2 separate regions of the Homo sapiens genome follow, and region 2 is linked to region 1. Evidence: chromatin loops called from intact Hi-C (ENCODE). Cell type or tissue: chondrocyte. All regions are shown on one strand. Each heading gives the region's core, and the rest is flanking DNA. Links, peaks and the distances in the headings are about the cores only. Region 1 holds the start of CCL26 (C-C motif chemokine ligand 26). Region 2 overlaps STYXL1 (serine/threonine/tyrosine interacting like 1).

Region 1 (4,432 bases), core at 1-4,000:
GGCTGGTCTCGAACTCCCAACCTCAGGAGATCTGCCCACCTCAGCCTCCCAAAGTGCTGGGATTACAGGCGTGAGCCACCACGCCCGGCCTATTTTATTTTTTTTGAAACAGTTTCTCTCTTGTCACCCAGGCTGGAGTGCAGTGGCGCGATCTCTACTCCTGCAAACTCCGCCTCCCGGGTTCAAGCGATTCTCCTGCCTCAGCCTCCGGAGTAACTGGGCTTACAGGCCTGCGCCACCTCACCTGGCTGATTCTTTCATTGTAATAGAACAGCTTTGTTGGGATATAATTCACACGGCACATACAGTTGACTCTTGAACAACACGGATTTGAACTCTGTGGGCCCACTCATAGGCAGCCTTTTGCCAACCAAAGGAGGATAGAAAATACAAAACTCGGTGATGCAAAAGCTGCATAAATTCAGGGGAAATTGTATGCCAAAATCCTGGCACCAATCCCCTGTGGTTACTGGGGGATAACTGTAATTCACTCTTTTTTTTCTCTTTTGTTAGGGATGAAGTCTCTCTGTGTTACCCAGGCTGGAGTGCAGTGGTGCGATCATACCTCACTGCAGCCTTGAACTCCTGGGCTCAAGCGATCGTCTAAACCTCCCCACCATGTACAACTCCACCAATTTAAAGGCTATAATTATAATTCAATGGTTTTTAGTATAGTCATAGATTATGCAACCATCACCACAATCAATTTTAGGATATTTTCATCACCCCAGAAAGGAACCCTGCACTCAACATGTCATTTAATTGTTAGCCACATTTTCAAGGTTATTCATCATAGCTGATGATTCCTGAGCTCTTACTTCACTGTGAGTTTATTAAAAGTGGGGATTGGCTGGGTCCAGTGACTCACACTTGTAATCCCAGCATTTTGGGAGGCTGAGGCGGGCAAATCACATGAGCTCAGAAGTTTAAGACCAGCCTGGCCAACCATGGTGAAATTCTACTAATAACACAAAAATTAGCTGAGCATGGTGGCATGTGCCTGTAATTCCAGCTACTTGGGAGGCTGAGGCAGGAAAATTGCTTGAACCCGGGAGGGGGAGGTTGCAGTGAGCCAAGATCGTGCCATTGCACTCTAGCCTGGGCAACAAGAAAGAAACTCCGTCTCAAAAAGAGAAAAAAAAAGTCAGGTTCTACCTGAAGCTCAGAGTCACACTTGTTAGTGTGCAGAGGTGGGGTTTCCAGGTTCCCATCCCAAGGCTCATCCTGGGGGTCTGCCCAGCACCCATCCTGTTGCATGACTGATGGGGCCCCAGAAAGTACGTCCGAGAAATACTCACATCACAGCCCGCTGGGAGCAGCTGTTACTGGTGAATTCATAGCTTCGCACCCAGGTCCAGGGAAGGGGCTTGTGGCTGTATTGGAAGCAGCAGGTCTTGGATATGTCACTCCCACCTAAAAATCAGGGAGAGGAAGGGTTTGGAGATACTCATTTCCATCCACTCCCAGGCGGTCCGGGAAGGAACCCCAGGAGGGGAATGGGCCAGCTACGTACGTGTGGCAGTTCCAAGGTGGAGACTCAGGAGGGAGGCCAGGAGCACAGCAGAGGCCAAGGAGAGGCCCATCATGATGCTGCAAATCAGGCCCTTCTCAGGTTTCTCCCAAACTCCTCCTGCCTGATCCCCTTTTATGAGACTGAGACGGCCCTGAAAACAATTCCAGAGAATTCTGTGGTTGGGAACAGAAGCAGCACTTTTGACCCAACAAAGGAAAAGTAAACTAATACTCATAGGAATGAAATTAGACAGTGAAGAAAGATAATCTGGCACTGGGCGTGGTGGCTCATGCCTGTGATCACAGCACTCTGGGAGACCGAGGTGGGCGGATCCCTTGAGGTCAGGAGTTCAAGATCAGCCTGGCCAACATGGAGAAACCCTGTCTCTACTAAAAACACAAAAATTGGCCGGGCATGGTGGCAGGCAACTGTAATCCCAGCTACTCCTGAGGGTGAGGCAGGAGAATCACTTGAACCTGGGAGGTGGAGGTTGCAGTGAGCTGAGATGGCACCACTGCACTGCAGCCTGGGCGACAGAGTGAGACTCTGCCAAAAAAAAAAAAAACAAACAAACAAACAACAAAAAAAAACAAGTGACAGATGGTAGAGATCCCTTTATTGAATTCCATCAACAGGGACAAAAAAAGAAGAGAATTTGGGAGAAGAGCAGGGGCAGGCAGGCCCCAGGGAGTCTGGTTCCCAGTGCTGTTGGCTGAGTCAACACTTTCTTGTTTAAAAAGAAAAAGCAGAGGAAATTAAGTAATATTCCAGTGAACTGAACTAAGTTACTTTATAGCACAATTGGTTGTTGAAGATAGGTTTCTGGCTCTTGGGCAAAGTTTTGTTTCCTTTCTAAGCATTGCTTATCTCTGTGTGGAGCTCTGGATGGTCTCAAGATGTGATCATAGAGTAGCCCAACCTCGACAATGGATATTTAAAAACAGGGTCCAGGCAGGTGCCAGCCCATCTTCTTGGGGCCACACCTGTAGGGCCAGGGCTGGCTGGGGGCATTTGAGAGATCTAACAGATCCCAAACCTGACAGATCATCACAATCACCCGAGGCTTAAAACAAAACAAAACAAACAAACAACAACAAATAATATATATATATAGTGAGAGAGAGGGCCTGGTCAACATGGTGAAACCCCGTCCCCACTAGAAATAAAAAAATTAGCCAGGCACGGTGGCGGGCACCTGTAATCCCAGCTACTAGGGAGGCTGAGGCAGGAGAATCGCTTGAATGCAGGAGGCAGAGGTTACAGTGAGCCGAGATCCCGCCATTGCACTCCAGCCTGGGCGACAGACCAAGACTGTCTCAAAAAAGAAAAAAAAATAGAGATGAGGTCTCTCTATGTGGCCCAGGTTGGTCTTAAACTCTTGGCTCAAGTGACTGTCTCACCTTGGCCTTCAAAAATGTTGGGATTACAGTGAGCCACCACGTCTGGCCATACCTGGTCAATTATTATTATTATTTTGTGTGTGTGTGTGGGGCCAGTCACAGTGGCTCACGCCTGTAATCCCAGCACTTTGGAAGGCAGAGGCAGGGGGATCGTCTGAGGTCAGGAGGTTGAGATCAGCCTGGCGAACATGGTGAAACCCCGTCTCTACTAAAAATACAAAAATTAGCCGGGCTAATTTTGTGGTGGCTCATGCTTGTAATCCGAGCAACTTGGGAGGCTGAGGCAGGAGAGTCACTTGAACCTGGGGGGCAGAGGTTGCAGTGAGCCAAGATCGTGCCATTGCACTCCAGCCTAAGAAAAAAGAGCAAAACTCTGTCACAAAAAAAAAGAAATTTGTAGAGCCCAAAGGTTGCCAGGCTGGTCTCAAACTCCTGGCTTCAAGGCGATCTGCTTACTCCAGCCTCCCAAAGCACTGGGATTATAGGGGAGAGCCACCACACCTGGCTTCAGCCAAATTTTTAAAAGAACTTAACAGAAGTTTGTGATAGTCAGAGCTGTTGTAGGTGGGAAGAGGATAGATGGTGAGTTGCCTGTCACTCAAACCAGGCACAACAGTCTGGATGATCATGAGAGGGTGGTTTGTTTTTGTTTTTGTTTTTATTGAGATGGAGTTTTGCTCCTGTTGCATACGCTGGAGTGCTATGGCACAATCTCGGCTCACTGCAACCTCTGCCTCCCAGGCTCAAGCAATTCTCGTGACTCAGCCTCCCAAGTAGCTGGGATTACAGGCATGCGCCATCACGCCCGGCTAATTTTGTATTTTTAGTAGAGATGGTGTTTCACCATGTTGGTCAGTCTTGTCTCGAACTCCTGACCTCAAGTGATCCACCTGCCTCAGCCTCCCAAAGTGCTGGGATTACAGGCATAAACCGCCATGCCCAGCTGTTTGTTTGTTTTTTTGAGACAGAGTCTTGCTCTGTCATCCAGGCTGGAGTACAGTGGCACAATCTTAGCTCACTGCAGCCTCCACCTCCTGGGTTCGAATGATTCTTCTGCCTCAGCCTCTGAGTAGCTAGGATTACAGGCATGCACCACCATGCCCGGGTAATTTTTGTATTTTTAGTAGAGACAGGGTTTCACTATGTTGCCCAGGCTGGTCTCGAATTCCTGACCTCAACTGATCTGCCCGCCTCAGCCTCCCAAAGTGCTGAAATTGCAGGTGTGAGCCACCCCACCCGGCCTATTTTTTTTAATTAAATAAAAATTAACTGAGTATGGTGGCATGTGCACCTGTAGGCCCAGCTACTCAGGAGGCCGAGGCAGGAGGGTCACTTGAGCCCAGGAGTTCAAGGCTGCAGTGAACTATGATCATGCCACTGCACTCCAGCCTAGGTGACCGAGCAAGACTCTGTCTCTTTAAAAAAAGAATTATTGGTCGGGCCCGGTGGCTCACCCCTGTAATGCCAGCACTTTGGTAGGCTGATGGGGGTGGATACCTTGAGGTCAGGAGTTCAAGAT
Region 2 (4,259 bases), core at 260-4,259, 250 kb after region 1:
CACAAACTCGGCTCACTGCAACCTCTGCCTCCCAGGTTCAAGTGATTCTCCTACCTCAGCCTCCCTAGTAGCTGGGATTACAGGCACATGCCACCACGCCCAGCTAATTTTTGTATTTTTAATAGAGATGGGGTTTCACCACATTGGCCAGGCTGGTCTTGAACTCCTGACCTCAGGTGATCCTCCCGCCTTGGCCTTCCAAAGTGCTGGGATTACAGGCATTATTAGCCACAGCGCCCAGCCCCATTCCTTTTTATGGCTGAGTAATATTCCATTGTGTGGACAGACCACATTCTGTTCTACCTGTTTAGCTGCTGATAGACACTTAGGTTGTTCGTGCTTTTTGGCTATTATGAATAACACTGCTATGAACATTCATGTAAAAGCTTTGGTGTGGATGTGTTTTCATTACTTTGGGGTCTATATCTTAACCTTCTAAAGAAACACCACACTGTTTTCCAGTGACTGCACCATTTTACTTTCTGGTTCGCAGTGTATGAGGCTTCCAATTTCTCCATGTTCTCACCAACACTTATTATCATCTGTCTCTTTGATTATTACCATCCCAGTGGGCGTGAATAATATCTCAATGTGGTTTTGACATCAATTTAATCTTAAACACCTTCATTGATCTGCAGAATCACAATCAGACTGCATGTAAATTAGATATATGTGACAGGAAGTTTGCATAATTAAGGCTAAGCCAAGACATCCTTAAACCAAGATATCCTGAGGCCAGGTTCTGGCCCAGAAAGAGAAATAGTGTGTGGCAGACTTCAGAGAGCCAGATAAAAGGAGAAAGAAAACAGCATGAACTCTAACTGTTTTTTTCTTTTTTTTTTTTTTTTAAATACGTTTTTTTTAGAGACAGGGTCTTACGCTGTCAGCCAGGCTAGAATACAGTGGTACAGTCATAGCTCACTGCAGCCTTGACCACCTGGGCTCAAGTGATCCTCCTGCCTCAGCCTCCTGAGTAGCTGGTGCTACAGGCATGCACCACCATGCCTGGCTAAATTTTTTTTTTTGTATTTTTGGTAGAGACGGGGCCTTGCTATGTTGCCCAGGGTGGTCTCAAACTCCTGGCTTCAAGCAACCCTCCTGCCTCAGCCTCACAAAGTGCTGGGATTACGAGTGTGAGGCACCGTGCCTGGCTAACTCTGCTTCCATATTGAATTTTTGTTCAGGGAGACAAAGACACTTCCAGAAGGGGCTGTGGAGGATATAAGTGGCTGGGACCTATCTGAGAGATGGCATTGACAGGAAGAATCTGGAATCTGCAGCCAGGCTGAGAGAGAATCTGCAGCTCTCAAGACAGGAGCCAAAGCTCACCCCACAGGGCCTGGCTCAGAAGTCAGAGTTCAGGCCAGGCATGGTGGCTCATGCCTGTAATCCATGCACTTTGAGAGGCCAATGCAAGAGAATTGCTTGAAGCCAAGAGTTCGAGACCAGCCTGGGCAACAAAGCGAGACCCTGACTCAAAAAAAAAAAAAAAAAAAGAAAGAAGGGGGTGTTGAGAGAAGCCTTGAGATGGTCTTGTACCCCCAAAGACTTTTCATTGACCTGAAAGATGCCATTTGAAACAAGAAAAGTTGCCTTGAATGCACAAGTTGTGTGGTTGTGGTTTCCTGTGAATGGGGGCCCCATAGCAAAGTAAGGTCAGTTATAGAATGTAAAGGGGATTATCCATGTTGAGTACCATCTCCTAGGGTTTCAAGGCCTAGCCTACAGTCCTAGGATTGCAGACCAGAGCCCAACAGGATGAGCTTAGGGAAGAAGGGACAATTTCCTGGCCAAGGACCTCCTGGGACAAAAGTCCAGACAGCTGGTTTTATGAAAGGTGGGAGCATAGCGCCACCCCGTGGCAGTTGGTGTGAGTGCCCCCAGCTTCTGGAACGGCACCCACAGGTGCAGTTCTGATTCCTAGAAGCAGAGCTCCCAGTGCCAATGGCAAAGGGTGGTCAGCCCAAAACCAGGGGCTAATGAAGAACACAGCAGAGCCTCAGAGGTTCGATGGAGCACATTGGAACTGACCACGCTTTAATGTTCTGACTTGGGGCTGCATGCTCTCGTGCCACTACCCAATCCCTGGGGGACAGGACAGAGCCAAAAAGGCCTGGGTTTGAATCCTGGCCCCACCACTTATAGGTGTGGTGGTTTAAAAATATGTCCACAACACTTTTAAAAGCTTAAGTCTCAGGCAACACAGCAAGACCCAGTCTTTACAAAAAGTAAATAAATGAGCTGGGTACCTTATCTTGCCATATCACCCAGGCTGGTCTTGAACTCCTGGGCTCAAGTGATCCTCCTGCCTCAGCCTCCCCAAGTGCTGGGACTACAGGTATGAGTCACTGGGCCTGGCTTCCTCACAGCTCTTGATGTTAGTTAGCGTCCTTGTAAGCTGTTCTGCAGATCCAAGTAAAGCCCTTGGTTCCTGGTGCATGGCACACATGGAACTGTCCCCATAAACTTTGTGAAATCAGCAAAGAAGGGAGGGGAACAAATGAAAATAAAGCAAGCTTGCAGCACATTCAGCATTCATCACTAAGTCACCTTGCTTGCTCTCCAACCTGCTTGCTCACAGCTGTTTGATGTGTATTGTCCTAGAATCACATAAGACCCTGTTACAAGAATTTTTTTTTTTTTTTGAGAAGGAGTCTCGCTCTGTCGCCCAGGCTGGAGTGCAGTGGCGTGATCTCCGCTCACTGCAAGCTCTGCCTCCTGGGTTCACGCCATTCTCCTGCCTCAGCCTCCCAAGTAGCTAGCAGGGACTACAGGCGCCTGCCACCATGCCCGGCTAATTTTTTGTGTATTTAGTAGAGACGGAGTTTCACCGTGTTAGCCAAGATGGTCTCAATCTCCTGACCTTGTGATCCGCCCGCCTCGGCCTCCCAAAGTGCTGGGATTACAGGCATGAGCCACCGCGCCCGGCCAAGAATATAGTTCCCCTTAACTGCTCTGTAGGTGACAACTTGAACATCATGGAACACTGTTTTCCCTTTGAGATATTCTTTCAGGTCCCGCGTACTGATGAAACCACTGACATCAGCTGGTCTGACGGGCCCCACAGGAGCTGACTCACCAAAGAACGCAGTTTCCACGTCCTGATTATTTCATCCCCCTTTCCTCAACCAATCAATGACCCCAACTTTCCAGTCCCTCACCCTCCCCAATCCCCTTAAAAACCCCATTCCAAACTCCTTGGGGAAATGTATTTGAGGGCCTCCTCCCATCTCCTTGCTCGGTATCCAGTGATCATGAAGCTCTTTTTCTGACGCAAACCCTGCTGTCTCAGTGTCATTGGCCTGTTCCCGTGCCATGGGCATATGAACCTGTTGGTCCTATAACAAATTTGTTCAATAGCCGTTAACTATTATTCTTGCTGCTGTTGCATAAAACCCACCTTTGCCATCACCATCAGAGTCTGAATCATCATCATCATCTTTTAAGAGTATCTCCAGGGTGCTGCTGTTGTTATCATACACCACGCAGTACTTCACACACTCCAGGTCCACAGACTCCGGGAGAAGATATTCATTATTTTTCTTAAAAAAAAAAACACACACACACAAGAGAGGCCTGTTGGTGGGCAGGTTCGGTTGAGCAGAGACTCCCTGCATAGCAGCACTGGGAGGAGCTAAGACCGCACTCTCTCCCCTGACTATACACACAGGCCCAGAAGCACTGAGACAGTGGATGGAGAGTCTGTTAAATCCCAAGGATCCTCCACAACTGTGTTCCCTTCTGAGAAAAGCTGACCACAGCTGACTGGACCAGAGAGAAGTGCCTGACCAAAGAACAGCTGGTCTGCTGACTGATCCACAGCCTATTAGGTACCCTGGTGTCAGAGAAACCATGGTCAATTGAATTAGTGATATCCTTTCTCATGGGGAGAGTGTTTGGCAGTGGAGATTGAATCCAGAAATACCAGACTGGATGCAGTGGTTTGCACCTGTAATCCCAGCACTTCAGGAGGCCAAGGCAGGAGGATTGCTTGAGGCCAGGAGTTCCAGACCAGCCTGGACAACAGCAAGATCCCCGACTCTATGAAAAAAAAAAAAATACAAAAATGCCAGGCATAGTGGCATGCGCCTGTAGTCCCTACTACTCAGGAGGCTGAAGTGGACGGATCACTTGAGCCCAGGAGGCGGAGGCTGCAGTGAGCTGCGATTGTGTCACTGCACTCCAGTCTGGGTGACAGAGCAAGACCCTGTCCCAAAACAACAACAACAAGACAAAAAACACCCCAAAAAAGGACAGTA

Evidence for each region. Hi-C counts contacts between places; a loop is a spot of excess contacts. Peaks named below come from ENCODE experiments on the same cell type or tissue, not always from the same donor. Only the 100,000 strongest peaks of a DNase experiment are listed, where the experiment ranks them.
Region 2: it touches region 1 in a loop (4-fold over the local background); 16 of 110 quality-filtered maps call a loop at or near these places.

Annotation. Positions count from the first base shown.
Region 1 is chr7:75,770,591-75,775,022 of GRCh38, forward strand. It overlaps CCL26 (C-C motif chemokine ligand 26), which reads right to left and starts at 1,621. Exons shown (of 3, transcript NM_001371938.1): 1 at 1,514-1,621; 2 at 1,299-1,413. The coding sequence starts at 1,586. RefSeq lists a silencer at 2,141-2,435. In chondrocyte, for the core only: no CTCF peak of the experiment used is centred there; no DNase peak of the experiment used is centred there.
Region 2 is chr7:76,018,451-76,022,709 of GRCh38, forward strand. STYXL1 (serine/threonine/tyrosine interacting like 1) reads right to left here. Exons shown (of 9, transcript NM_001317785.2): 4 at 3,401-3,542. Among named protein-coding and RNA genes, the nearest start is that of TMEM120A, 26 kb to the left of the region's middle. RefSeq lists an enhancer at 745-1,246. In chondrocyte, for the core only: CTCF peaks have their summits at 1,864 (motif pointing left) and 2,101; no DNase peak of the experiment used is centred there.